Regions from separate parts of the Mus musculus genome. Here region 1 is linked to region 2. A link is a loop called in an ENCODE intact Hi-C map of the cell type or tissue named here. Cell type or tissue: left cerebral cortex. All regions are shown on one strand. Each heading gives the region's core, and the rest is flanking DNA. Links, peaks and the distances in the headings are about the cores only. Region 1 overlaps Ptprc (protein tyrosine phosphatase, receptor type, C). Region 2 overlaps Crb1 (crumbs family member 1, photoreceptor morphogenesis associated).

Region 1 (15,893 bases), core at 4,213-12,212, 1.1 Mb after region 2:
TTTATAAAGCAGTCTTGAGTGTGGAGGATAGAAGAGGCTGCATCATTGTGCTTTTGTCCAGAGATTTTCTCATTCCTTAATTGCTGGTATGTGACATGCTGTCTTCTGCAATCTCAGCCCCCACCATGTTTATGGTTAATATAATGATGGGCCATGGGTACAAGCATGACCTTAACGTTCTAGGGAAATTCCCAATTGCAAAGAAGTTAGTTCAAAGGGTGGAAAAGAAATTGTTGTTGAGATTTCTTCAAAGTGTTAACAAACACACATCAAAAAAAAACCAGAAAATGTCAACCTGTAATTTGGAAATAACGTTAGATTATAGAAACGCTCCAGAGGGTGTAGATTCCCCACACTCTGTCTGCTCAGTTTCTGCTGATAGCAATGTTTATCAAAATGCACATTTGTTAGAAATAACCATCAGTGGTACAACACTGCAAACTAACTTAGGGTTTCTGTTTGAATCCCATGCTTTTTTTTTTTTTTTTTAACTGAATGACCTTGCTTTCCATAACCTTGAACCTTTGAGTTCCTAGTAGATGTTTGGAATATTCTTGAATTTATGTTGGTATAGTAAACAAATAAAGCAGTAGTGTAGGTGATGCCCTTCAGATAGTGTGGGATTAGAGGACGTGGGTCCTAAGAATGTAAAACATACCAACATAAGTCCAAGTCTAACTTATGCCACTGGATGTTTAAGTTATTCCTTGAACATGGATGGTAATTGTAAATAAATTTCAGGATCACTTTGTTATCAACACTAATGTGCTTCTTAGGATTGCATAAGTTCATATTACTAACATATTGCTGTATGTTCACAACCACCCTGAAACTCGTACACACACACTTTCTGCTCTACTGCTCCACGAATACAGTGAGTGGTCCACACCCACACTATACAATGACTCTTGGTGTGTGTTTGCCTGAGCACAATGAATCATCCACCTCCCACACCAGGCAATGACAGTAGTTGAATGTGCATTACGGTGTGCACTCACGAGTATTAATGAGTACACAATTTTTTACAAAACAACTTTCCAGCAGATGTTTGTGACACCTTTCTGTAAGTGGTTGCATCCTGCTTTCGGTTTGTCTTCCTGGCCTTGACAATCACTGTCATCCTGGAGGGGCTGAGTGGTGGCTGGTTCTCTATGGAATCTATCTCTGATGGTCACCACATGATGGCAAGATAGGCTTTCTTCAGCTACCCAGTGCTCAGATATAAAGGAAAACATGCTGTTAGGATCTAGTCCAAGCAGTGTTAAGAGACAGTCTGGACTAAAGCTTAAGTGTCCCAGCTCACTGTAATCTAAACAGTCTATAGTCTCATAGAATATCTATTATAGAAACAGTAACCTGGAAAAAACAATAGACTGGGCAGGGGGGATAGGAGGAGGGCTAAACATTTGTAATTTAGTAATAGAACTTGCAGAGAGTGGCAAAATGTTATGGGAAAGGACAGCATATTCATGTGAGTTTAATACACTTACACTTCAGCAGATTACGCCCACAGGTTAGCACCCAGCAAATCAATAGACACTAACTACATCTTTTCAGATTCTCATCACTAACTGCCATCACTTTTGTTGTTGGAGGTTCCACACAGTCCTGTTGCTCACTTACTTAATTCTGCCATTTCATCTTCTATGTGCGTGAATGTGTCACCAGTCTTTGCAGTTAGTGGACTCAGTAGAAAAAACATTCCAGTTTATTAAAATATGGCTATTTGCTATGTAGGCATCTTCAAACAGTGGCTATTGTACACAATTCGTGCTCTAAGGGCAAAATATAAGGGTACCCTGATTTTTAGTCCCAGTTGTATGAAGCACTTTATTAAAAAATACACAGATAAAATATGGCTTCAAATAATTTTTATAGAAATAACCAGGATTAATTAATAATTAAAGTGATAAATGTATTATAGCAATTTAAGTAATCAGGATAGATGAGTTCAATGTACATCATTTATAAACAGTAAATGGCAGTTAATGCTGATATGATTACGTGTGTTCTCCAAGTGGCTACATCAAAGCTTCTATCTTTAACTCACAAAATGTATCTTATCTTATAAGCTAAATTGCTAGACTACATTTTCAAGACTGGAGTTACTTAATTAAAAAGTCATCAGTAGCCAAATAACATGAATTTCATTTGTTATAACTAAAATATGTCTGGAATTAGAAGCCCAAATGTCAGTGATTAAAGATTGAATATAATATTTCAGAGTCATCCTTGATATTTCTAAAGCATTTCTCAGTCTCTGACACCTTATGAAATAGTAACCCACAGCTTTACCTTGTAAACTGCCTTTACTTCACGGCTAACGTAAAGCTTTTATTCTTCAAAAAGCACACAGTACTCATCAAATATCATTAACAAGAAGAATCTAACTAGATTCCCTTCTTACTTGGAAACATCTAGTTAGGATTATCATGAGACAACATGTTGAGGAAAAGAAAAAAGTCCATGAGTTCTTCATAAGAATCTCCCTAAAAATTCTCACCTGAATCGGTTATTTTATGTCCTGAAAGGGTGGACTGTGCTAAGAACTTGATCTCTATTGTCATATACCACACACAAGATGTCTTTCCATATCAGTGAGTTACATGAAATAGCACTGCCAAAAATTTAATTTGAACAGAATCCCAGCTTTTTCCCCCACTCCTTCTTTTCTCTTCCTGCTTTCTTCCTTCCTCCTCATTTCCCTCACCTTTCCTTTCATTTTTGAGACAGGCTTTTGCTATGGAGCACAGGCCGACTCATCCTCTCCATCCTCCTCACTCAGCCTCTCTTGTGCTTCAGCTCAGGAACATTCCACCCCTGTGGTCAAAGGATGTGTCGTCCCCCCCATAGATTTTATTATTTCTAAAGGAAGGTAAAGGTCCTCTTTCTTAATGAACAGCTTTATTAAGTCTACTGCCAAACTGCTTCCCCAGGTGGGGGAATTTCTGTGTAAACTGCTGATTTCATTTGAAAGAGCAAGTGGAGGAGGCTGGAAACAGGGTGTCAGAAGTGCCCAGTGACAAGAACACCACTCTTCCTTTAGTGACACCTCAGACCACGGCTGTGGGTGGGATTTGGGATTCACATGTGGATGCTGTGGTGAACAAAGACATGAATCGAAATAGACAGAGAGTGAGCAATTATGCCTAGGTTACCCTCCAGATGACTCTGAAGGACAAGCAGTTGCTATGCTGTTTCATTCTCTCAGACGAGTCTACACTGACATTGATGGGGAAGGTTGGTCCTGGGTACCAGGATGCCTGAAGGAGGCATGCTTCTGAAGTTTTCCTGCAGCTCTCTTATGATACCATCAACATAAACATTAAGTGTCCTTTGGCATTTGAAAATGCCTCAGCAAATCAGAAGGATGATTAGTAAGTACGAACCCACCAAGAGGTCTTCACTTTTCCCACTCAACTGTGAAAATGTTACTAGACCATTATCCAGCATAAGAAGCCAGTGGCTGGCAAGTGTCAGTAGGTGGGGAAGGTTCCATGATGACCTCCAGGAAACAGTTCCAGAGTCTACCTGGCCTGGCATTGCTCTGAGGACATCCAGGGGGCCTGGGATTCAGAAGTGCCTTCCTGAGGGTAGTAAGTCCAACTGCTGGGAGATGGATTTACATGTGACTTAAAGATCAGGTAGCTTGGAGGACTGATGCCTCTGTTGCCACTCATCAGTGTCATTTTTGATAGCATTTCTTTAAAGCCTTCCATGGAACGAGGGGACACACAAAAGGTATGTGATAGCATACAACACTGAATATGATAAGTGTGTTCAGGCCTCAGGGCACAGTGTGTACTATAATCTGGGAATACCACTCAGGTTGTCTGCAGTTTTGTTCAACCTGAGGAAATTAAAATTAGAAGAATTTTTCAGAAACCTTATTCAAATCTTATTAATGATTATTAATATATAATTATTAAGTGCCCTCTGTAATGTAACACCCTCTCTTAGTGTTCCTCTAAATAATAACCCGCATCCATACTAGACATTGTGATCTTAGGTCTATGGACGAAAAAACTCAAATATTACTTATTTTATTCTTAATTCATAATACGTGTATAAATTTATGGATATGGCATGGTGATTTGATACATGCATTATATAGCATTGATTAAATCGGGGCCACGAACGTCTTCAGCACCTCAATCAGAATAATCAAAACACTTTTCTAGTTCACTTGAGTTCTATTTCAAACTCTAATCTCTCTGCTGTCCTGTTTACCCGTGGCTTTGTATACTGTGAAGTGTCTTCCTTCTGCCTCTCCCATCTTCCCACTGGTAGCTCATAACCACATCCCTCACTGTATCGTATGTCAAGCATTTTAGATTCCACATATAAGGGAGATTAGGAAGGATTGGCCTGTCTTTCCTAGTTCACTTCACTTACTCACATCCTCAGACTTGATCCATGCTTTTACCCAAGGCGGGATTCCATCTTTTTATGCCTGAATAGCATTCTTCCATGGTATAACTCACTTTCTGTGTTATCACATAGGCTGATGGACACTCAAGTTTCCATTTCCTGGCTACTGTCAGCAGCGTTGCAAAGAGCACGGATGCTCAGATGGGTACAAGGCATGTTGATTCCGTTTCCTGGGTATATGTATTCAGTAATAAGGTTGAGATTGCTGGGTTTTAAACTTCCACAGGATCCTGATTGTCTCAGTTTGGGGGTCAAAATCAGGTTAGTTGCACACACTACAAAGTCCAGTTCATCTCTCCACACAGGTACTGATGTTTGGGGGTATCACTTGGCATTTTGTTCTCCATTGCTTGAATGTAAGTGTAGATATATATGGAAATTCAGAAGTGCATGAAAATGTCAAGAGAGAACGTAGCTGTATCTGATAGAAGGAGAGTCCACACATGCTCTTTCTCACAGTGTTTCAACAAACCGTTGCTGCAATATTAGTGCTACATGACTAAAGGCACACACCTAAGTTACATCAGAACTACTTAGTAGTTTTCTTTCATAAGCCTGACACTGTGTGGGGCATAAAGAATTCTGACTGTGCCAGCTTCTTTCAGAGACACATTTGGAGAAGGCAGAATGCTGCAAGAATCAGTAAGAATTTCTAAGGATTGTTGAGTTCCTACTTGCGGAGGCCCTCAAACAGCCTCCCAGGATGGTATCATCAAAGCAAGTAGATATCGTAACCTTTTGGTATCTGAAGATGAACTAAAGTAGGTAGCAAGGAATGTCAGAATTTGCTCCTGAAAATATTTTAATTTTTTATTAGATATCTTCTTTATTTATATTTCAAATTTTATCCCCTTTCCTCATTTTCCCTCCGAATCCCCCCCCCATCCCACCCCTCCATCCCCTGCTCACTAACCTACCCACTCCTGCTTCCCTGTCCTGGCATTCCCCTACACTAGAGCATTGAACCTTCACAAGGCCAAGTGCCTCTCCTCTCATTGATGTTCCACAAGGCCATCCTCTACTAGTACGCAGCTGAAGCCTTGAGTCCCTCCTTTTGTACTCTTTGGTTGGTGGTTTAGTCCCTGGGAGCTCTGGGGGTACTGGTTGGTTCATATTATTGTTCCTCCTATGGGGCTGCAAACCCCTTCAGCTTCTTGGATCCTTTCTCTAGCTCCTCCATTGGTGACTCTGTGCTCAGTCCAATGGATGGTTGTGAGCCTCCACTTCTGTATTTGTCAGGCACTGGCAGAGTCTCTCAGGAGACAGCTATATCAGGCTCCTGTCAGCAAGCACTTGTTGGCATACACAGTAGTATCTGGGTTTGGTAACTGTACATAGGATGGATCCCCAGGTAGGACAGTCACTAGATGACCTTTCCTTCAGTTTCTGCTCCAAACTTTGTCTCTATATCTGCTCCCATGGATATTTTGATCCCTCTTTAAAGAAGGACCAAAGTATTCACACTGTAATCTTCCTTCTTCTTGAGCTCCATATGGTCTATGAATTGTATCTTGGGTATTCTGAACTTCTGGGCTAATGTCCACTTATCAATGAGTCCATAACATGTGTGTTCTTTTGTGACTGACTTCACTCAGGATGATATTTTCTAGTTCCATCTGTTTGCCTAACTTGATGAATTCATCGTTCATTGTTCATGAACTCCATGAATTCATTGTTTTTAATAGCTGAGTAGTACTCCATTGTGTAAATGTACCATATATATTTTTTTTTGTATCCATTCCTCTGTTGAAGAACATCTGGGTTCTTTCCAGCTTTTGACTATTATAAATAAGGCTGCTATGAACATAGTGAAGCATGTGTCATTCTTACATGTTGGAGCAATGCAAATCAAAACAACACCCTGATATTCCACCTCACACAAATCAGAATGGCTAAGATAAAAAAACTCAGGTGATAGCAGATGCTGACGAGGATGTGGAGAAAGAGGAACACTCCTCCATTGCTGGTGGGATTGAAAGCTGGTACAACCACTCTGGAAATCAGTTTGGTGGTTCCTCAGAAGAGTGGACATAGTACTACCTGAGGACCCAGCAATACCACTCCTGGGCATACACTGAGAAGTTGCTTCTGAAAATATTTTAATAGGAAAGACACATATCAGGACTCTTTAGAGTTTGGTTGATGCTGCCATGTGTGTGTGTGTGTGTGTGTGTGTGTGTGTGTGTGTGTGTGTGTATGTGTGTGTGTGTGTGTGTATGGGAGGATGCCTGAGAAGGCAGACAAGAACAAGGAAGTAACAGGCCTCAGACTTCAGGAGTTCAAGAACTTTGTTCCAAACTTGAGGATCTTCTATTACTAAGTGAAACATTATAGAGTTTTGTGGAAATCAGGTTCTTTGGATTCTGTATGACCTGGGATTTAGGTTTGGTGCTGTTGCTTAGTCTGTTATGAAACAGATTACTTAAGCCACCTATGTCTTCCTTTCTCATTTAATAACCCAAGAGGAATGCCATTCATCAAACAAGGCTATGACCGTTTATTACAGATCCGCATGTTAGGTAACCCCCCATCATAAGATTATTTCTGTTGCTACTTCATAACTGTAATTTTGTTACTGTTATGAATTATAATGTAAATATCCCTGTTTCCCGATGGTCTTAGGCTACCCCTGTGAAAGGATTGTTCGATCTCCAAAGGGTTGCCACCCACAGGTTGAGCACTGCTAATCTAGAGCCTAAACTTAAGTAGCATAGACACCTAGTAAAAGGGAAAGTCTCTCAACCCTTATGAATGACTTCCAGAGCGACAAATGTAGCTCAGTTTGTAGTGTGCTTGCCTAGCACGTATAAAGCTTTACATTTGATTCCCAACATCACAGGAGTCCAATATGGGGGTGAGTGTTGGTAATGCCAGCACCAGCATGACAGAAGCAGGGAAAGAAGGATTATAAATTGAAGGTCATCTTGGCTGCACAATGAGTTTGATAACCATAAGCAACCATGAAGCTTAGGCTACATGAGACCCTGTCTCAGACCCACGAACAAATAAAACGAATGTCTGAGAATTGGAGGTCTAGGAGCCCTGAGTAGGAAATCTAGATCCAAGTAGGTGTTTGGGGATTTTTAATTTTTACAGCGTCGCCTGAGGCCCTGCATTGTCTGTGTAGCCAAGTATGAGGATGGCCTGAAACTTCTGAGTCTTTTGTTTCCACTTCCTGATTACTGGGGTTATAGGAAGAAGCGACTACATCTGATTCTGGCTCTTCTGGGGCTTCATCTCAGGGCCTCCTTGATGTTAGGTAAGGGCTAGTACAACTGAATTGCAGCCCTAGACCCAGGCAGACCTTGAATAGACTTCCTGGAGGAAGGATGGTTTTTGTAACACTTAAATCAGTGGTTCTCAAGCTTCTTAATGTTGTGACCCCTTTAATACAGTTCCTCATGGTATCGTGACCCCCAACCATAAAAACGATTTCTGTTACTACTTCATAGCTATAATTTTGCTACTGTTATCAATTGTAATGTAAATATCTGGTAAGTAGAATATCTGATATGAGACTCCTCCAGCGGTCATGACCCACAGGTTGAAAATCAGTGAAATCGAGGTAAGATGCAGGCCGCCTGAAATATTACAACAGGTGTCAGGATTCAGCATGCTACTTATTTTATTTCAGACAGACAATATCCTTTCTGCTGACAGAAAGCCTGAAGAACTGGCCCAAGATGAGTTTTTCTTAAGCAACTAAATAGGCGATATCTCACAACCCCAATATTGTTTATGAACATCGGCAGGCTATTTTCATATTTTTCTTTATCATGGAACAATAAGGTAATCAACATGTAAGAGTGTTAGTAAAAATCCTCACCATGGAAAAATGTTTCCAACACAGGGCAAATGACTGTCCGTTGATATGCCCAGGCAGAGGAAAGACCAGCATGCATCTCTCCTTCAGGCCTTGCTTTCATGGTACTATCAGGTGTAACATTTAGGAAGTTATCCAACTTAAGTAGTTTAGCTCATTGGCTCCCAAAGATGGTGATACTGTACTTCCTACTGGTAGGTATTATTTTAGTACATTATAACAGAGGATTCTTCACAAATATGGAAAAAAATCCTGCCTGATTATCTTTGATCATTTCATAATCTTGAATGGAAAGGAACATGTTCCATTTTCTATTAGACTTTTCTTATTGTAATATGTTCAGTCCGAGTTTCATTACACAATTCCTGTTTGTATTTTTAAATATAAGATGGGATTTAATATTTTGACATTAAAGTATCATTTGTAAGTTACCTTGCAAAGGGAAGTGCCTCTGAAATCAAACCAATCATTATACAAAGTTAGCCTCGTTGTTGAAATACGATTTCACTAGAGCAAAGTCAAGTCAACCTGAAATTCGGTATTTCGTAGCAGTTAAAGTGTGCAGCCAGGCGGCTTCAACATGAGCTAGAGAAGTTGCGGTTTTACCCCGAGATAGGGCTGATTATGCTGGTGCTATGGCAACCGGTTGCACCATTTGGAAGCTCTTCTGTGCTTAACCGCATGAGCTGCGCCTCTTCCTTTCCTATAAAGACTTAGAATGAGAAAAACAGAAGTGTGCGAGGAGAAGAAACCACAAGGGCAGTAGAGGCACTGCTGCGAGCGAGCCTTTAGCTTTTGCAAACAGCAGCCGAACAGCACACCGAAAACCTCTCCGGAGGAAAGCTGCCTCTCTCTTGCTTTTCCCATTATGCCTGTACTGTAATGATTTTGAAAGCGCGCCAAGTGTTTCTGTTCAGCACTTTCATGACTGAGAGATGAGAAAAAATTAGTTGGGCATTTATCAACCTTGGCTTTGATTATCCGCTGCTCTGGGGAGATTGGAGGACTGGGTGCAATCTTGGGGGAGACATTTGATACTCTTCATGAGACTGATAACAGTTTGGTGGTAGATGTCCCACAATGTAGCTCTCATTTTCTGTTTATTTTTTGTTTAAGCTAACACCACACACACACACACACACACACACACACACACACACACACACACGCCATCGTTTTATTTGTTTTGAAATCTTGAAAATACTAATAAGGACATATTCAAACTTGTTTTTCTATTTTTTAATTTTTTCTATGTTTTTCTATTATTGTTTTTCTATTTTTCTCTCTGAGAGGGTCTGGGCAGTCAAGCCAAGCTGCTCTCCTCATTCCAGTATGCTTCAGGCTTCTCGTTATGTGTCCTTTCCCTGTAAACAATGAAAATTTTCCTTTTGTACTGTCACCGTCTAACAATTTTCACTTTTACCAGCATTTTAGTTAGCGTTCACAGTGGTGAGTGTGATTGTGGACATTTTTATACGTATGCATTGTTCTTTGTCCTTCCCCCAGAGCGCTGCCCCCTTTCCTCCCCTTCAGGCCCTCTTCCTCCCCTAAGAGCCATTCCTTCTGCTTTCATGCCTTATACGGTCCATTAGCCTTTTATTATTTCCCTTCTCCTCTTAGAGTTCTTTCTTCCATCTCATCAGCCACATTTTATTTTATGCCTTTTATAAGTTACACACACACACACACACCACAGAGAGAGAGAGAGCTACAGCTCCACATAAGAACAAAACATGTGATATACATCTTCCCAAGGCTAGCTTATTTCATTGAACATTATAATTTGATCTAATTTCCTGTGAATGTTGTGACTTACTCTTCTTTACAGCAGAATGCAATTGTGTATGTGTGTCTTATGTAGAGTACCTGGCTAACTGTTTCATTTTTAATGATAATGTTTTTGGGGGTGTGAGAGTACATGGCTATAACCCTATCACTTGGAAGACTGTGGCAGGAGGAGCATTGTAAGTTGGAGGGTGGCTCAGGTTGCATACCTAGTTTAAAGCATGACTAGATCTTCTCTCCTACAAAACACAATGCAGGAAAACACTACTGCCTTTCACTGTGTCATCCTCTGGGTCCCATTTTGATGGTGCATATAAGGTATTCTGATCATTGTTAATTCTTTCCTAGCTGTTCAGCACAAATACTGACTTTAATATTAATTTTTTTCTTATCACAGTGCAGTTAAATAAGCCTTTTTATATCAGACAGATTGTCAGTTAAGTTTAAACTTTACATTCTCTAGATTTGCACCTATTTGTTTATGATATTTATCTCTAAGTAAGAAGAGCGTGTTATCTGCTTTACCGAATTGCTGTAATGTTATATAAAGTATAATTTAACCTCATTCAGCACCTAATATTTCATAAAACATCACTCAGCACCGTGTCATACACCTAGTATTTACTGGAAATAGTGACTTTTATTCTTGGCCCTGAAAACAGTAAAGCATTTTAGCACGGGTGCCAACACGTGTGGGTGCCTCTATATAATCCGTTCACTATGATCTTACTCTATTTCAGAGGAAGTAAAGAGTTATAAAATCATACATAGTAAAATGTTAATTAGTACAGTTAGATACTTTTTGCTACCTGGCACATATTTTCAACATCAGGTTTACACTTCTGGATAAAAAAAAATGGAAAATAGATAGCCACCGAAGACTAAAATAGATATTCTAAGTCTAAAATTAGGTCTATCCTGGGAACTGTCTCAGACGAGTGAGTGGGTGGGGAAATATCGCCACCAGCAATGCTTCCTCTTCTACCCAAATCTCTACTCCAACGTAAGAAAATAACAAGCACACAGGTCGTGTTGTGGCCGCCTACAGTCTCATTTTTGTACAGAGTTTGTGCTGTGAACCTGGTTGTCAGCCCACTAATGATACAACTACAGGATTTGTGTTTTATATCAGTGACTATTACAGTGCTGATTATACCAAGGCATATACACATACACAGATGCACATCATTGATATAATCTGGGATGTGTTAAGATGTGGCCTCCACAGTCCTGTTGTGTTCCTATGCTGGGGTACCTTGGAGAATGTCAAGGGATGATGAGCACTTTGAGGAGGGGGAGGAGGAGAAGGGGGAGGAGGAGAAGGGGGAGGAGGAGGAGGAGAAGGGGGAGGAGGAGGGGGAGGAGGAGCAGGGGGAGCAAGAGGAGGAGCAGGAGGAACAAGAGGAAGAGGAGGCGCAGGAACAGGAGGAGGACGAGCAGGGGCAGGAGGAGGAGGAGCAGGGGGAGGAGGAGGAGGAGAAGGGGGAGGGGGAGGAGGAGCAGGGGGAGGGGGAGGAGGAGAAGGGGGAGGGGGAGGAGGAGAAGGGGGAGGAGGAGATGATGGTGATGATGGTGATGACTGCAACAATGATGATTTTTAAAAAAATATTTCCCCATTTTATTAAAAATAATGTCTTTTCTCATACAACATATCTGGATTAAAGTTTTTCCTCCCTCTTCTCCTCCCAGTTCCTCCCCATCTCCCCTCCCATCGGGATCCACTCCTTTTCTGTCTCTCATTAGAAAAGAGCAGTCTTCTAAGTGATAACAACAAAATGTAACCAAATAAAATTCACTAAGGTAAATCAAGATTCTTCATATCAAAGTTGGACAAGCAAACAACAGAAGGCAACGAGCCCAAAGGAAGGCACAAGAGTCAGAGACCCAATTGTCCACACACTCAGGAGTCCCATAAAAACACTAAACTGAATGCTGTAATTTATATATATGCAGAGAATTGGGTACAGGCCCATGCAGGCCCTGAGCCTGATGCTTTAGTCTCTGTGAGTTCACATGACCTGTCTCAGTTGATTTGGAAGGCCTTATTATCCTGGTGTCCTTCATCCAGTTTGGCTCTTACACTTTTTCTGCCTCCTCTTCTGTGGTCTAATGGGAAGGAATGGGTGGAAACATCTTATTTAGGACTGTGTGCTCCAAGCTCTCTGTGTTGTAATGTCTGCATGTGAGTCTCTGCTTTTGTTCCATCTCCTGCAGGAGGAAGCTTCTCTGATGGTGGTTGGATAGAATTTTGAGGTGATGATGGTTTTCAAGAAAGCCTCTCACCATAGCCCAAGATGGCCTCAAACTCACAATCTTCCCCCTCAACTTTTTTTGCCTTGAACATGGATCATTTGAAAACATCTGCATCCAGTTCAAAGACTCTGATGTTGCCATTACTACACATTAGTGTTGCCATAACCACACAGGAACTACCCATCTATGTTCTTACCCTTTTATTTTTATTTTTTATTAGATATTTTCTTTATTTACATTTCAAATGCTATCCCAAAAGTTCCCTATATCCTCCGCCCACCCTGCTCCCCTACCTACTCACCCTTAAATTGAAGGCATTTATTATAAGACAAGAAAACAAAAATGGGAAACAATTTTTCTCACATGGCCACCTGGATTTACTTTCACTTTTGTTCACTGAGAATCTTGTGCAGCTAAGACTTGTCTGGAATTTGCTCTGATCTAAGGATGCTCTTGAACTCAGGAGCCCCCAGCTTTCCTCTCCCAGTTGTGAAGGTTTCGCTGTGTTCCACTTCGTCCAGGGTTTCAGTCTTTACTTTCCTCTTCCTTGCTTACTTAGTTAATTAACATAATTGAAATTGATAACATGATACTTTTAGCCAAATATAAAAGAGCGAAAGCACATGATGTTTATTAGTGTTGCACGCATGTTATTAGTACTCAAATATAATCACAAACAGAAAGCTGTATTTGATAGTGTGAGGGACAATTATCTGGGTTCAGAAGATAGGTAGACATTGTTTCTGTATTAAAATTTTTTTTTACTATCTGATCTTAAAGTGCCTTCATTCATTAAACATCTTCTGGTTTTGTCCTCAGTTGTATTTTGCAGGCTAACACTGTCCTTATTTTTAATTTATGATTTAAGCAGATTGGGAAAGCTAGGGTTGAATGTTTAATTGCACTATATGCCTACAGTCACCGAGACTACTATTTTGTTCCTACCTTGACTCCTGTATCTCTGTCATCACTTGGAAATATTATTCCACCATTTTTGAATGGTATATGAATTATAATATTTGATTTACAAAAGATTTTAGACAGTGTCTCTTAGTTGCCCCCACCTCCCTCCCTCTTTCTGACTTTGAATGCCTGATTTTTTTTCTCCTGCTCTTTGTTTCCAGACACAATGTGTCCCAGTTCTGAGGTCCTGAGTTAGAGCTAGTTCCAATTCCTCTTGCTCTTGTGTTGTTTCTGTTTGTACTTTGTTGCTCTGTGGTGTATCCTGCTGTCTGTCTGTCTTGTATTTCTTTGATGTCCATTTGAATGAGGGAAGCCTGAGAAAATGTATGTTGCCACTCTCTGAGCCTTGGTATAGCTTATACACTCATAGGTCTCATGAGATGGAAAGACAGCCGAAAGGCATGGGCTCTCTGGCTTTTAGTTTCCTTTCCCACAATCTGAACTCCATCTCAATAGACACTGGCAGGGTATTCTGCTGGCCAGTGAGCATAAATCGCTGTGATTATTTTCTAGAGGTAGGCAGCCATTCTTTTATTCTATAGAGTCAAGATGCAATGCTAACACAACCAATATTTTAACATAATGCTGATAGAAAGAACTAGGGCAATTATTTTTAAATACATCCTACTTCAAGTCTAATATGCCCTCATATGCTATGTTTGTCCCCTGCTTAATTACATAGAAAATACAGAGAAGAATGGCTGCCTTGTATGGCTTACTGAGATGGCTAAATTAAAAACAACTGTTGGCCAAGTGACACTGGCATTGTCTGATTGTGATAGGATTTCAGTGAGTTGTTTACACTCTGTGTTCCATCAGTGGATGGAAGCAAGAAGGACCACTTCTGATAGTTCCCTCATTTTTTCTTAGTTCTCTATTTGTGTGTGTGTGTGTGTGTGTGTGTGTGTGTGTGTGTGTGTGTGTGTGTGTGTGTTTGTGTGTGTGTGTGTGTATTACTGGAGAAGGATCCCAGACGTTCTCACATGGTAGTCAAATGCTCTCCACTTCAGAACTCTTACCTTGTATGTTTTTCCCTCGAGACACAATATTACCAAGTTGCCCAATCTGGCCTTGGATTCACTCTGCAGCCCAGTCTGGTTTTGAAATTGTGACTCTAACTGGGATTACATGGCTATGCTACCGTGCACAGTTTATGTAACATTGATCAGAACTCCTTTGTCATTACAGACCAGATCATATACCTAGAATTACCATTCTAGGGTAGAATATACCATTTATACCATTTATAGAATGGACATAGTAGATGCAATCCTCCATTTTTATTGATGCCCACTGATATTGCCACACTAAGAAGAGAAAGCGTGCATGCTGCTCTGGCTGCCTCTTTTGTGTTTATCCACTGGTCCCACTTTTGTACAGCCTTTGGGCTCATGGAGGGAAGTTATGCAGATATACATTCCAAATCTTCAAAACACTCCCTCTTCTTTTTAGGCTAGTACCCAGAGTAAGTATTATTTCCTCTATTCTGCTCCCACTCTTCTGTCCTTGCAAAGCAGACAGACTTAAATCCCCTCATGGGATCCACGGGGTTCTCTTTCTTTCCTTTTGTTTTGGAAGGGAGGTTGGTGGTGGAATAGATGATATTTAAAGCCCAAATATGTCCTTTGAAATGTCATTTCCACTCAAACTGATTCCTACTTTTTCTTAAATCTCTGATGGCAGACTTAGGGGTGTGACTTCAAGGTAACTTTGATTTGCAAACATTTAAACATTTCCAGTTGTAAAAGAAACATATTGGGAAAGGTAAATTCGGTTAACAATACACGTGTTAGAATAACAGAGCTTTGAAGATCAAGGGCTCTGTCATCTCCATGTTCACGTGTTTAATGTATCTAGTCAATTCCGCTGGTAATTCACAACAGGATTATAATGGGGAAATGCTCACCAGGTGATGATTTACAGATTTCTGGTTCTCTGGTGCCATCTACTGAAATATTGCTAAAGAAAAAAAAAGACAGGAAAATTGTGTAACCAGAAGAGTAGAAGATTCTGTAACACATAGACACACTGAGTGTCTATGCTTGTGTGTAGAGTGCCCTGATTGTGTGTGTGTGTCTATACTTGTTGCATTTACAAATTTTAGAAAAAGACTTTAAAATCCATATTTTAGAAAAGTGATTTTCTTCCACTTTACTGTCATCTACCTGTAAACGTACTGTTCTTAATTTACACGCCTACTTCATGTATTTTTTCTTCAGCTATTGTTATTTTTTCTAAATTTTGTTCATACATATGGGTTTGTGTGTATGTGTTTGCATATGCGTATGTGTATGTGTATATGTATACATACACAAAACACACATATACATATATATACAGACATTCATATATATATGTGTGTGTGTGGAGAGAGAGAGAGAAAGAGAGAGAGAGAGAGAGAGAGAGAGATGAGATGTTACTTTTACTAACACTTCATCCTATTTGCACTGGTTATGAGTCACTTTGCAAAGGTTTTATTTCTCAATACCAGATGTATTGACAGCAGATGGGTTGCTTTGGGTGGATAGTGCTGCTGCTATAGAGGGAGCTGATCAGAATGCTACTTAGACTCATTTGCTCTGCAGGGCCCCAGCAGGTTACTCTGTGACCCTGTAAGCAGTCAAATGGAAGGCCATGT
Region 2 (15,893 bases), core at 4,433-12,432:
TGTGTGTGTGTGGTGTAATATGACACGGAGATGTCTATCTAATACTTGTACATACCCACATATGCTTATACCCATACAACACATGGGCATAAACACATTCACAATTTCCTACTTGCAAGTGAGGACAATCCTTCCAAATATCACTGTTGAGCAGAGGCCTGGCTGGGGAAGAAAACCTGCAGGTTAAAAAGATTGTAATAAGTGCAGTTGGGGTAAGTCTGTTGTTAAATAGAAGCTGATTCTTTGATGCTAACTCTTAAAATGTGTTTTCCATGGCGTTTATGTCTCAATAGTTATTCCTGAACATGATCTGATCGCTAAAGAAATGGGACAGTCAGTAAAAAACAGAATTATTTGCCACCATGATATAAAAGTAATATAACTAAAAACTGACTGGATTACAAATGTTTATTGAATCTTTGAAAAAATTCCAATGGAGACCAGTACATTTTGTGCTGATATTTGGAGTTATGGCTTTTTGAACCCAACTGTCATAACAATGGCTTCTCTTGTTACTGTTGCTGAAGATTCATTTCCCAAATTCTGATAAAAGTGTTGTTGTATGCCAAAAAAGGATAACTGGCACCCTAAGAGGAAAGAGGAATGTAACATTGTTTGATGGAACTGTTATTTTATAAAACATGAAATATAAAACTACACCTACCTAACTGACATAATCACAGAGAGCTGGTAATGAAATATAACTTAAATATTCCATAACTCAATGAGACTTACAAAACTGGACAGAGAGTGGGGGCATCTTCAGTGGACCACAGAAGCTGTCCTTGAAAAGAAATTGAATTCTATTGGCAATGAAAAGGCAAAATTGCAGGTTTGGAATTTTATCTCTGGAGCTGTCTTAACAGAACCCAATTTAGGGAACTGTGCTGCAAATGTAGGTGTTTCTAACCTTAGAATCTGATGGGAGACTAGTCAGTGAATGGTAGATCTTGTTTCCCGCAAACACCATCAGTAGGGTCAAATCAGCCAGCAGAATATCAGATTATGTATCTCTTCTATGATATGTCCTTAGTTTTATGAATATATCTATAAGGGAAATTTTCTTTCAAGTTGAAAGTACAGGCAGATTGAAAGGGGGGGGGGTAAAAATTACAATTAAAGCGCACATTCAGGAGCCTAGCAACAGCAGTGTGAGAGAACTGTGCCTGCTATTTCTAAGTGAGTTTAAGATTGCATAGCCAGGCTGTTTGCAGTTTTCCTTTGCAAATTTAGGTCCTCTAAATTTAATTTATCTCTCTCAAGCTTCATTTAATACTTGAAAAGTGGTCTGTTTTTTCAAAGAATAAGAAATTCCTTATTTAAAATTTGAGGGAGGGAGGGACTTGGGTGGGAGAGGGGAGTGGGAAGGGAAAAGAGAAACATGATCAGGTATGGGGACGGGGGAGATAGGAGAGAAGCCCTGAGAGCCAGCAGAATGAATGGACATATGCAACTTCAGGGGTTGGGGGTCAGAGGTAGGGGGACCCTCTAGAAAGTACCAGAGACCTGGGAGGTGAGAGACTCTTAGAACTCAAAGGGAGGGACCTTAGATGAAATGCCCAACAGTGGGGAGAGGGGACTTGTAGAGTCCACCTCCAGTAGAAAGACAGCACATCAAGTAGAGAGATGGGGTTGCCATCCCAAAGTCAAAAACTCTGACTCAGAATTGTTCCTGTCCAAAAGAACTGCAGGGGCAAAAATGGAGAAGAGACTGAGAGAAAGGCAGTCCAGTGAACAGCCCAACTTGGGATTCATCTCAAGGGGAGGCTCTAAGACCTGACACTATTACTGATGCTGTGGTGTGCTTAAAGATAGGGGCCTAGCATGGCTGTCCTCTGAGAGGCTCAACAAGCAGCTGACTGAGACAGAGGCAGATACCTACATCTAACCATTAGACTGAAGTTGGGGACCCCTGTGGTTGAATTAGAGAAAGGCTAGAAAAAGCTGAGAATAAGGGTGGCCCCATAGGAAGACCAGCAGTCTCAACTAACCCAGACCCCTGATATCTCTCAGACACTGAGCTTTCAATTAGGCAGCATACATGACCTGGTCTGAGTCCCCTCCCCTCCCATCCCTGACACACACATAGCAGAGGACTGCCTGATCTGGCCTCAATGGGAGACTTGAGGCTCTGGGGAGTGAGGAGGCCTGGCAAGGGGGCGTGGGGGGACATCCTCTTGAAGACAAGGGGGAGGAGGAATGAGATGAATATCTGTAGGAGGGCAGACCAGGAGGTGGGCAGAAACTGGACTGTAAAAAAAAAATAAATAAAAGTAATTAAAACATCTGAACCCAATGTGGAAAAATTATACTATTTTTACAAGAAAAGATCTATAATTGAAAGAATTTGAACCATAAAATGCTTAAAGCAACAACAAAAGAAATGGGCAGATAGCTTAAATGACCACCCTAATTCACATTTCATGCAGTGTGATTTGAGAAGTTTAATTAGAATAGATTAGTACATCATATTACATCATAGCCAATCACACAGTCTTTTTTCATGACTAAGAATAAAGACTTGATAAAGGCTGTCAAATTCCTCTGTTTTTCCATTCAATTTCCAAACATCTTAACTCTATAAAATGCACAGTATAAGTCTCTAAAAATACAACAAACACAAACATATCAAGTTGCTCCCATTAATATTTTTCTCAATATCCACAATCATCATCTGAACAACAACCTCTAAATCCTACTGCACATAAGATGTACTTAGCCTAAAAAACAAAAGACAAAGAAACAAAACAAAACAAAACAAAAAAATAAGAAGCCAGGCAGTGGTGGCACACACCTTTAATCCCAGCACTTGGGAGGCAGAGGCAGATGGATTTCTGAGTTCCAGGCCAGCCTGGTCTACAGAGTGAGTTCCAGGACAGCCAAGGCTATACAGAGACACCCTGTTTCGATAAATCAAAAAAAAAAAAAACTACTTTCTTTAAATTTCCACAAAATGTATGGTTTGAGTCATGGAAATCGATAATACCTTATATACTATAAATATGATGAAAATACTTATATTCATACTGCCTGATAAGCTATAATCATCTATTAATGTACATAATTATAATGTAAACCAGTTCTATACTTATTAATTTTGTCAGGAAATCCTTATGACTTTGATAGTTTTGGAGCAGTTTCCTTTTCAAATTTCAGTATTTTCTATTTGTGTGTTTATGTGAGTGTGTGTCGTAAGCATATAGCTGTCTATGCTGGCCAGAAGCATGCATGAGACCTCCCTAGGCTGCAGTGATAGGTGGTTTGGGAGGCAGCCTCTAGAAGGGCATCAAGCAACTCTTAACTGCCGAGTCATGCTGAGAGTCATGCTGAGTCATCTCTCCAGCCCCAACTTCAATGCCTTCCTTGGTTATTGCCCGTCTCTTTCAAGAAGTATTTCCTGATCACATTTTGTTACAGTTGTTCTAACACAGGGATACTATTTCTAATATCCTACAAGAGGAGCTGTCCATCTCCATTTCTCCTGAATGGAGATACTATTTTCATCCTGCAGGGGTATAACCCATTCAAAAAAAAAAAAAAAATCACATTTTACACCAGAGAGGCAAACATAATTGGCTAAAAGGAGGGTGGTTATCTCCAAGTCATAGTTCCATGGTGTATGCCTGGGTTAGTGCCTAAGCTTCTAGAGAAATAACACTTGCTAGGTCAGCAAGGAGCACTACTTGCATCATTTAGATTTTTTGGTGAGCCCTGGGATGGAGTTGCTAATACCATCCTCATACAGAGAAGGAAAATTATCTCCCAGAGGTTAAATAGCTACCCGGGGTTACAGTTTCCAAGAGAAGCTGGAATTGAAGCGCAGCTGTTAGTGGATGTCTTCAGAGCATGCGCAGCAGTAAAGAGTATTTGAAAGGAAATTCTATCCTTTCATTGAAAGTTGCCTCGTAATGTTATATAATCCAACATTGTTCATTGTTGAATGAAATAAATTTTCAACAGGAAGTTCTGAACTGACGAAGCTGCTGAAAACGGTACACATCACATCTGAAGCTATCTGGGGTTCTGACATTTTTCTGTACTCAAAAGAAAGAAACAAATTATTAAGAAGCAGACTTATTTTCTCACTTTGCATGCATGCCTTTGGTGGGCTACCTAGATCATGTGATATACACTAAAAATGTATAATAAATATTTTTAGTGAGCTACCTGGAAATAAAGTTGTAAGCAGAAAATGAGAAAAATACTGGATAAATAGTTCAATGGCAATTTTACTTCACCTCCATTTATTTTAATTGACACATAATTATTGTACATATAAATGGGTACAGTGTGTTTATCAGCCTGTGCATATAGTGTATAATGATCAATTGAAGGTAATTAGTATTTAAACTCCTTAAATACATCATTTTTGTACTGAGATTCTTTGAACTCCTATACCATTGTTACATATAGAATACATGATAAATTGGCCATCCTCTGTGCTTTAATTTTCAAGAAATCCAGGATTCCTTTGTATTTCAAGCCTCCTTTCTCAAGGCCTCAAGTTAACAGTGTTTCTGTTATGGTATCAATTCACACACACACACACACACACACACACACACACACACCTACAGAGAGAGAGACAGAGAGACAGAGAGACAGAGAGACAGAGACAGAGAGCTGGTATGAACTGTTTATTCTGTGAGTAATATCAAATCACTGCCTTGCCTTGTGTAAAGCAGGATATTGCTGTTCCAACATAAAGGAATCCTGTGTGACTGCTTCCTCCAGTCAGAACATGGAAAAGCAATGCAGGAGAGCAAAGAGATTGAGTGTTCCTTTCTTTCCCATTGTGGTACAGGCTGAGGGTGATAGTACTGAGTTTTGAAATGTAGTCGGTCATCTACAGGGAGCTAGTAATACAGGTGAATCCAGAAAAGTTAACAAAGCAGGCAAAAACTGAAGGCTCAGAGATTATTTAAGAGGAATAGCTAGGAGCCAAGCTGTCTGCTCAGAACGATAGTCTGTGAAGTTATGTACAGACAGGTGGGTTGAATGAGTGAATGACACTGGGCCAGCATTTTGTCAAGAACCATTACCTTCCTCAGCCTGCGACATCCCAGGATGTCTTCCTACAGCAGCCTTCCCAGTGCCAGTTTAGTTTGATTTCATCAGAGGGCTGCATGCATCTAAATGTGCCTATGTGTATCCCAAGAGGCTAGTTAAGCACTCTATCAGATTATATCGCTTCTATGACCTAAGGCCAGCTAGGTTTCAAGATACTTTGTGTTTGGGGGACTAATTTATTGTTACTAGAGCTTTTAATATTTGGTATACATGGTAAAGAGTTTGGTCAGAGAATATTGAAAGACGATTTTCATATTTATACCTGGAAAGTAAGAGTAAACAGTTAATACAGAGACAATCAGCTTTGCATTAATTTCTTAATTAAGGTTTGAGCTTATTTCCCTTTTTATGAAGGCTACACTTTTTAGAAAGATGAGGCTTAGGTTTAACAAATAATCATCGTGAGGGCAATCTGTGATATGCTTTACTATGAAGCAATCTGCTCCACTGTGTCATTCTCAAGGTAAGACTGAAGAACATAAAGCAGAAAGATCTGAGGTAGAGCTGAGGTGAATTCATTAGGGAACTTAATGCCTGTAGTGTGTTCATGAGACACTAATACTAAATGCATTCCTATGATAAGTCACAAAGAAAGGTACTGAAGTTTAAGGGAGAATGATCCCATAGGCTTATCTATTGGTTACTTTGCCCCCAGCTGGTAGAACTGTTTGGAAAGGATTAGAAGGAATGGACTTGTTGGAGAAGGTGTGTCACTAGGGTTTCAAAAGACACTCAGTATTTTCTGTCTGCCTTGTTGGTTGTGGATTATAATGTGAACTCTCAGCAGTTCCTTTGCTCCTTATCATGGACTATAAGACAAATTCAATGCTTTCTTTGATAAGTTGCCTCTTTTATCACAGTAGTAGAAAAGTAACTCTGACAAGTATGTATAATGGTTAAGTCTAAATATGACACTTGGAGATGGCAAAATAGTATGTTGAGCAAGCATGCTTTCTCTGCAAGTGTAAGGGTTTTGCGTTCAAACATCCAGCATCTGTGTAAAATACCAGGAACAGATACTCTTGGCTGTAATCCCAGATCTGGGGAATGGGGATAGGCAAATCCTAGACACTCACTGGTCAGCAAATTAAACCAAAGCAGCAAGTTTCTGATTAAATAAGAAACCAATGTAAAAAAGCCAAGATCAACAGGGGAAGAGGAGTATTGTCCTTTTCTGGTCCACTTATGAACAATGCATGGACACACATCCCTGCATGCCACATTCATGGAGCACATACAGACATACACACATTCACATGTACATGCATGACTTCTTCTACCTGGAGTGTATGCTAACCTTACTACTTCAGGGTGTATGTGGTGTGTGTGTGTGTGTGTGTGTGTGTGTGTGTGTGTGTTCCTTGCAATGGCGCTCAGATGTAAAGGGTCTGATGACAAATACACAGTTCCTCCTCACTTTTGCTTATTCCTGAGTGTGTCTGCTATTGGTGCTATCACCTTTCATGAGCACCAGACTCTAGTTTTGTCAAACGTGAGCTCCATGTCAGTCACTGTCCAGGGAGCTCCAGGCTTTCAGTGCTACAATGGGACGACTGGAATCTAGTTGCAGAACTGAGCAGCTGTAAAATTCCCACACACGGCCATTGTTAGAGTAGGAGTCAATTTAAAAAATACGCCTTTTGTTGCATATATTCTCTTGACTGTGGTTCTCTAGAGAACATGCCTAATGCAACAAGATACTACTACATGAGAATAAATATATTATCAATTATTATAGCTATGGCCGGTTATAATTGACAGCATCCAAGTTTTTCTGTTGAGCAACTGTCTTCTTTGCCAGTGATGGTGTGACGAGAAAACAGATTGACAGGTTTTTCTTAAAACAAACCGACTCTTAAAACCACAAGTACCATTCTTACTTCCTAGATATTTACTCAAAACAATGAAAGTCTGCTTGCCTCAAACCTGTAGGTGCACTAGTATCACTGCTTTATTCAAAAACTCTGGTAGGAGTTTTCCTCAGTATGCAAGTGAGCAAACCGTTCCACATTCTTACAGCAAAGCACTCTCAGCAATGAGAAATCTGAGCTTCTGACATGTGCAACAGCAAAGATATATTATCAGAGCCTGGAAATAGTGAAGTGAAAGATTTCTGTGACCTGGGATATGAGCTCCTACATTTACGACCAAGAGAATGAAAGAACCCGGGACACAGGAAGAAGGAATTTTCCATATCTTAATTGTGGTTGTAGTAGCTTTACAGTGTCTACATGTATATATTGAACAGAAATAAATTTTATGTGCAACACACTTAACTCAGGAGAATAGAAGCAAACTGGACCCCTGCTGCCTCTACAACACTCATCCTCATTCCAGCCCGACAGTCTACCTCATCACGGTTCATTTTCCGTCTTCAGCATTCCATTAAAACTGACTTTTTCAAGATCAGAGGAGACATTCTAATTGCAAAGATCTTTTCAGTTCTTAAGTTTGAGTTGTCATGACATTTATCACCACTGATAACACTATCCCTCCAGTACTTTCTTTTCTTGTCATCTACAATACTGGTATCTTGCTTGTCACATTGCAGAGACTCCCTGATCCCTTGTATATTGCTGTTCTTAGAAATCCATATTCAGTCTACATGTCTCATTCACTGTTCATTTTTTAAGGTAAAGTTGAATGTTTTATTTTTGATTTAATTCAATTTTTTTAGACATGGATTAACTATGTCATCAAAGGTGACCTGAGACTTTCAACCTCCCTACTTCACCTTACCAGTTGCTGGAATTTCAGGTCTGTGTCATGATACCCAACTAATATTGATTTTAAAACATGTATACTGCATTTGAAAATGCTTACTTAGTATAAGTTAGAAGCAAGATTTGTAAAACAGAACCTGAAGGAAGGTTACCGGGTTGTGAGATAATATAGAGAAGTGTTAATAATCCAAACTAGGTATCAGGTGAGGGCCTTGGAAGAGCTTTTAAAAGAGAATATGTACAGGGAGCAAGGGAAGAATTCCTGAATGAACTATGAGAGATTGTGGCCAGTTATATATCTTGACTTCAACAAGTCAGCATAAGAGTAATGGCCTATTTTGGAGATAAAATGAAGACTTCAGCTTGCTCTTCATTGGACCTGATGGGAAATACAATGCCTTATGGGTTTGCCTTTATAAACCTCTGCAAAATGTGACTCGTTACCATTTTCTGTAAACTATAGAATGGGCCTAGCCAAAGTCCATCATCCTGCTCAGTTTTTAATTAAAGCTTGCTTCAAATTTGGATCAAAAAATGTGGTCAAGATCTTATTCTGAACTGGTAGGACTAACATCCACTTCACCCTCCCATGAATGAGTCACTTATCCTGTTCTAATTAAAAATCTTCCTTGGTTTACCCCAGGTCACTTTAGCCCCTCTCCAGAGGCTGTTGGGTGCATATCCAAAAGCCCTAGAAATGTCTTTCTGTGGACTTATTCCTTATATGTAATAAAGGCTGTTATTATATAGCAGATTACATTTAGGTTTTCTTTTGATTGATCTCAAATTATCCTAACAGTTAGCTATTGATCTGACTTCTTTGTTTCTTTTATCTTTTTTTCTTAAGTGCTGTGATTTAAGGCATAACCCTCCATGCTTGGCCATTAAATAAATTTAATTTATGTTTAAAACTTTGCCTTTATGCTGATCTTTTAGTTCAAATAACTGATGATGATTATATACTAAGTATTTTAAATATCTACATGTGTATAATAAATATTTTTATGTATCAAAGTAAAATAGACCTTTAAAATCTACTTATATTTGTTCAGGATCTTTGATAAAGGACATCAGTGAGGCAAAGTCTCTCAAAGGAACAAGCCAGATGTTTCTGTAACAGACTGAGTTCAAATCCTCATCAGCTTCTTTCTCCTTGGGAAATTGGAAATTAATTTTAAGCCTTATGAATCATGTTTTCTTTTTGATGGCATCATCATTAAGGTAAACATTATTATTAATATATACCCGTGTTTTCTTAGAAATGCTGTCAAATCTGCTTTGAATTGTAAGTATTCTAAAGTCATCAAGTACCATTGACATATATTCTTAAATGCTTGTTCATTTGCATAAAAAGTAGTCATTTTTATGTATGAAAATTATTTAACCCTATTGAAATAATTTTATAAAATTAAGACCACATGTTATTAAAAGTGAACACAGAAAAACCTAAAATAATACAAAACTAGCATTGAAATAATTTTAAAACAAGTGTAACAGTATCTAGTAAAACCATTCTTTCATTTCATCATTGTCCATTAATGTATTTTAAAACATGAGAAAATGGAGTCTTGGTACAGCCAAGTCCATACATCTGCTAAGTGGTAGAACCCCCTCTGTGTTGTCAATTTTTGTCTTCACAATTCTAAGACAATACACATCTGTGTCAGGTGATGGTCTACACTGACCCAGGAGCCAGTGTGCAGAACCACTATGCTTTGACCCTTTGGTAAAGGAGATCCTTTCAGGACATGGCAGAAAGTAGATATGATAACATATGATAAAAATCTATTTATATGGACAAAGTTTTCCTTTAACATGATTTTTCTAAGCTTTGAGATCCAGTATTGTCTGGATTTTAGTTGATTTTGAATATATTTAAAAGTTCTGGAGTAAAAAGCTTGTAAGGAAAAAAATGTAAACAAAAGAGGTAAGACCATAAAATATATGTTCAAACCAACATTGTAGAGAAAATTATCAGTGTTATATACTCTATATTCTTTTAAGTTTCCATAATGTCTTTACCTTGAACAATATATTATACTTGATAATTATGCATTATTCCATTGAAGGCTCTTACTATGTTAGGACCTCAAGCCAACAAGTTTTCAAATATCATACAACCATTAGGCTTTTTTATTAAATTTATTTATTCACTTTTTATCCCAATATCAGCACCCCTCACCTCCCAGTGCGCCCTGATGCAGATCCCTCCCCCATTCCACTTTCATCTTTTCCTTTGCAAAGAGGGAGCTCCCCTCTGCGTGTTAGCCCCCAACACTACACGCACACACACACACACACACACACACACACACACACACACACCCCGCACATTAAGTCACTGAAGGACTAAGCACATCCTCTTCCACTGAGGCCAAACAAGAGGGACCTTTACGGGATCCACAGGCAGGCAGGCAATAGACTCAGGGACGGTCGGTCCCTGCTCTAGTTGTTGGGGACCCACATGAAGACCAAGCTGCTCATCTGCTACGTATGTGCAGGGGTCCTAGGTCCAGCTCGTGCTTGTCTTTGCTTGGTGATTCAGTCTCTGGGAACCCCCCAAGGGTCCAGATTAGTTAACTCTGAAGGTCTTCCTGTGCAGTCTCTGTCCCCTTCAGGTCCTTCAATCCTTCCCCCAACTTTTCCACAAGACTCCCGGAGCTCCATCTAATGTTTGGCTGTGGGTCTCTGCCTCTCTTTCCCTTGGCTGCTGGGTGGGGCCTCTCAGAGGACAGTTATGCTGAGTTCCTGAATGTAAGCATAACATAATATCATTAATAGTGTCAGAAATTTGGTTCTTGCCCATGTAATGAGTCTCAATTTGGGCAGTTATTGGTTAGCTATTCCCTCATTCTCTGCTCTGTCTTTGTCTCTTCCCTTCTTGTAGGCAGGACACATTTTGTGTCAAAGGTTTTGTGGGTGATTTACTCTCCAAATCCCTCTATTGGGAGTCCTGTCTGGCTAGAGGAAGTGGGCACTTTCGGATCCATGTCCCCCCACTGCTAGGAGTCTCAGCTAGAGTTGCCCCCAAATACCCTCTGTGGCGCCTACCAATCCCAGTTTCCCACATATCCTAGAGATTCCTCCCTACTCCCAACACTGCTTTCCCTTCTCTCTCCACTGCTTTCCCCACTTCTGATCCAGGCCATCCCTGCTGTGCTCTGCTCTCCATCTTCTCTCCTAACCAGTTCCCTCCTCCCATTGACCTCCAATATCTATTTTTCCCCCTTCTGAAATAGATTCAACCATCCATCTTTGGGCCCTCCTTGTTTTTTGGCTTCCTTGGGTCTATTTGATTATAATATGGTCATCTTGTGTTTTATGGCTAATATTCACTTATACGTGAGTACATACAAAGCGTGTCCTTTGGGGGTTACCTCACTCAGGACGATATTTTCTATTTGCCTGTGAAGTTCATATCCTTGTTTTTAATGGCTGAGTAGTGTTCCATTTAGTAAATGAACCACATTTTATTTATCCATTCTTCAGTTGAGGGACATCTGGGTTATTCTCAGTCTCTGGCTATTATGAACAAGGCTATCATAAGCATAGGTGAGCAAGCAGCCTTGTGGGATGCTGGAGCATCTTTTGGGTATACGCCCGGGAGTGGTATAGCTGGGTCTTGAGGTAGAACTACTTCCAATTTTCTGAGAAACCACAAAATTAATTTCAGAATAGCTGTATAAGTTTGCACTCCCACCAGTAGAAGAGGAGCATTTCCCTTGCTCCACAGCCTCGCCAGCGTGTGCTGTGCCTTGCGTTTTTGATCTTAGCCATTCTGATGGGTGCACAGTAGAATCTCAGAATCATTTTGATTTGCTTTTCTATTTGTAGCCCTAGAGCTTTTTCAGTTGTGGCTCATGGTAAATGTTTAAGCAAGATGAAAGGCATGCAGAGATGGTAAGAATACAGTTTTGGAAAACAAACATCTGAGTTTAAACTCTGACCTTTCTGCCTACCACTCTATATGCTTGATTCGATTATTAATGGGTCTGTAGAATAGAGGTTACTATGCCATTTTTCTTATACTTACTTCTATGTATACATTCTTTATAACAGTGTGTCCCAAAACACTTCAGCTTAAAATGGCAGTTAGTGTCTCTCTCACAGTTTCTGTGGGACTTGGCTTAGCTGTGTTCTCCACCTCACCATGATTTGAGTAGCTGAGATAAAGGAGTAGCCATGACTGTGGGATTCTCTGCAGGTGTCACCAGCAAGTTCCACTTCAAAGCCCTTTGGTGAGTTTGAGGGAATGTTTGAATTCCTTAAGAAATGTTTTCCAAAAAAAGCAATGTGAGAAAAGTCATCAGAGCATATTCTCAGGAGTTGTGGTCTGTGTGGCACAAACACAGATGTGGAGTCTGCTTGCTTTTGTCATGGTTTACTAGTTAGAAACATGTTATTAGTTCCAGTAAATGGGAAAAAAATGGTGAACTGATAAAATTTGTCTACAATGTATGAGTATAAAGTGAATAAAGCAGACGGTTCAGTGAAACTTCTGCTACATAATAAATAAGCAAACGGCTATTGCTATCCAGTAGACTAATTACTAAGCAAGGAATAAAAGCTATGCAGGTAACTAGAATCACCGCTAGATGGCGGTAGATCCTTCGGAGCCTTCTCTTCATAAAGGGTCAAGAGAATTTGAGCATAAGCAAAAAAACATGTTCAGAATGAAGAAATAAACAAAGATATACCCAAAAACATAGCCCCCAAGCACCTGAACCTTTGAAATTTCAGTGTTATCTACAGAGTGTAATCTGCCTTTTTACTCCAAAGCGTGAACCATGAAGACAATAAAACCACTGCCCATTTTCATATACAAGATTTCTTAGCTACACACCCGGCATTCACTTCTTTTCTATCTCAGAGACTAAGAAGCCCTGTGTTTACATTTTACATATAATATACATTATACTATTATATAAAACACAGTAAATATCACTGTTGAAAATGTAGAAACTGCAGAAAGCACAAAGAAAAGTAATACTGTTTTGAGCCCCAGAATTGCAATGTATCTTTCTTCCATTCCTCCCTCCCCGCCCCCCACCCCGTCTTTATTAATTTCTCTCTGCATGCATCTTTCCCATTCCCATACACATGCACATGTTGAAACTGAAAAGCCTCCTGCTTTTATCACATAGCATATTATAACCATTTATTTTTACATCCTCCACACTGTTTTATGAAGTATAATATCTAGTTTGATAAAGCTTGCTGTCTCTTGTGAGACTAGGCCGGAGCCTAGCAAACACATAAGTGGATGCTCACAGTCAGCTATTGGATGGATCACAGGGCTCCCAATGGAGGAGCTAGAGAAAGTATCCAAGGAGCTAAAGAGATCTGTAACCCTGCAGGTGCAACAACATTATGAACTAACCAGTACCCCGGAGCTCTTGACTCTAGCTGCCTATGTATCAAAAGATGGCCTAGTCGGCCATCACTGGAAAGAGAGGCCCATTGGACTTGCAAACTTTATATGCCCCAGTACAGGGGAATGCCAGGGCCAAAAAGTGGGAATGGGTGGGTAGGGGAGTGGGGGGGAGGGCATGGGGGACTTTTGGGCTAGCATTGGAAATGTAATTGAGGAAAATACGTAATTAAAAAAAAAAAAAAAAAGCTTGGAGCGTCTTGATGTCTCATGACCAAGGTGGAATCCACAAAGAACACAGCGAGGGTTCTACCACTTAGCAGATGTATGGACTTGACTGTACCAAGACTCCATTTTCTCATCTTCACATGTGCTTACCTTGTGAGAGGGGCAAAATGATCTAATAATATTCTAATAGGAAAGTGACTCAGCTTTTAATGTTGCAGAAAACCTTTTAATGTTACATTTAGTGTGCAGATAGCTTTTTTCCATGTTAGCAGTTTTATTACACACTTACAAAATTGACCAGCTCTCAGGGTGCACGTAAATGGGATTGCATGTCAGGATAAAGAACCCGTGTTAGGTTCCTGCCCATCATCAGCAAGAACACATTGGAAAGAAACAGATGCCCTCTATCAAGAAGGCTGAGTATTGAGACCACTATTTATTTTGAGAGAATTTCGTTTTCTAGAAATGGGACCAAATTCCATGTCAATGATTCTTAACATCTACTAAAAGGATTACGTTGTTGTTGTTATATGTACTGATATGTGCTATTGTCAAATCTAGTAGCAAATCGTGTTTATAGCTCAGGAATAATCCAACTTTGAGGCATTACCTGTTGCATGTTTGAAAATGGGTTTTCTCATCTTTTATCTTTTTAAATTGTCCTGTTAAATACATATAAGATTTAACTTCTTAGCCAGTAATTGTACCATTCAGTAACGTTAGGCCTGCTCATATTGTATGGCCAATCGTCCAAGATCTTCATCTAGCACAGCTGAGAGTCTGCACATTCCTCCCTTTCCTCATCTCCAGGAAAGCACTATTCTCCTCTGGCTCTGCCAAGTTACTTATGGACCTTATATAGGGGAAATCATATAGTATTTATCATTTGATTGTGTGGCTGCTTTGTTTCTTTTAGCATAATAGCATCAGGATTGATCCATACTGTACTATGTGACAAAATGTCCCTTTTTAAAGATTAATATTAGCTAGAATGCACACATACACATATATGAAATTTATCTATCCATCAGTGGACATTTGGATTGCTCCCATATTTTCCCTATTACAGATGATGCAGTCATTAACCCTGATGTAAAAAATACCTCTCTTCCCCATCTCTTTTGTTCCTTCTGTTCCACAAAACTGAAAGGCAAGCACTAAACCATTGAGTGACACCCCAAACTTCCCAACTCTTAAAAACCATGCTTTTTCTCATTGCGTTGTCTAGAGAGAAGAGGGATTGTTGGATTTTAAGGCAAAACAAAAAACAAAAAAACAGCCAGGCGTGGTGGCACACGCCTTTAATCCCAGCACTCGGAAGGCAGAGGCAGGCAGATTTCTCAGTTCAAGGCCAGCCTGGTCTACAAAGTGAGCTCCAGGACAGCCAGAGCTATAAAGAGAAACCCTGTCTCGAAAAAACAAAAACAAAAACAAAAGAAAAAAACAAAAAACAAAACAAAACAAAAACCCACAATAGACCTTTTCTCTGTTCCTATACTACAGTGATCAGCAAACGATAACTATGTGACCCCGGAAGGTGTGGGCATTTTGCCTTACCAGCAAACAAGTCATCAACTGTAAACACAAGCTGGGTGCCTTCGTATTCTGTTCTACCTTAAGCATTCTAGTGAGCTTTCTCCATCCTAAAGTTACTAGTTCCGAGTCAACCCTTTATCTTCCAAAACATTACAGCTTTGGAGAACCCAGGAAGTTTGAAAATTGGATACCAAGTAACAAGGAAGAAACTCAAATATCACTCATAACTTTACATATGATAATCATGCTTTTCATTTATTATTAAGTGTGTGTGTGTGTATATATGTGTATACACACATGTACACTTTAGTATACATGTGAAGGTCAGAAAAACTTTTTGGACTTGGTTCTCCATTTTATCATGAGCTTCAGGGACAGATGAAAGGTCACCAGACTTGAGAGGCAAGGAATTTTACCCACTAAGCCACCTCCCCCACTTCTATTTTTAATTTTTCAGGGAACTACCACATTAGCCATTCAACTTACTTTCTCACCAACAGTGAACAAGAGATTCATTTTCTCCTTCCCCTAATATTTCATTGATATTCAGAATTATAATCATTGCATTTAAATGTTTTGGTAGAAATTTATTGTATTTACAGTATTTATAAATAAATACACATGCTTTGTTTAATTCATTTTATTAAGTTTACACATATGGATATTAAATTTATATACATAAAAATTAATAAATAATAGTCATGTATGTTATGTTACTCTATTCATTTTGTTAATTAAATGTGTATGTATTCAAATATTCTTCTTCATTTTCTAACTTTCAAGATGTTACTATTATGAACTCATTTTCTACTGCATAATTGTAAGTAATTTTTCTGTCTAAATAAAAAATACTACATTTTCTCTCCTTAAGAAGTTTAAATTTTTCTTAGGAAAGATCATAGTCACTATGCCTATCAGGTTCTCTAAGTCTAAAACTTAAATGTTCATCAATATTGGGAAATTCT

What was found. Peaks named below come from ENCODE experiments on the same cell type or tissue, not always from the same donor. Only the 100,000 strongest peaks of a DNase experiment are listed, where the experiment ranks them.
Region 1: it touches region 2 in a loop (4-fold over the local background); 6 of 42 quality-filtered maps call a loop at or near these places.

The regions. Positions count from the first base shown.
Region 1 is chr1:138,129,637-138,145,529 of GRCm38, reverse strand. All of the region lies in intron 1 of Ptprc (protein tyrosine phosphatase, receptor type, C), which reads left to right. Among named protein-coding and RNA genes, the nearest start is that of Ptprc, 38 kb to the left of the region's middle. In left cerebral cortex, for the core only: a CTCF peak has its summit at 8,836; DNase peaks (open chromatin) are centred at 8,926 and 10,989; H3K4me3 peaks cover 718 bases; H3K27ac peaks cover 600 bases.
Region 2 is chr1:139,264,528-139,280,420 of GRCm38, reverse strand. The region is part of intron 5 of Crb1 (crumbs family member 1, photoreceptor morphogenesis associated); the gene reads left to right. Among named protein-coding and RNA genes, the nearest start is that of Crb1, 100 kb to the left of the region's middle. In left cerebral cortex, for the core only: a CTCF peak has its summit at 12,376 (motif pointing right); a DNase peak (open chromatin) is centred at 12,388.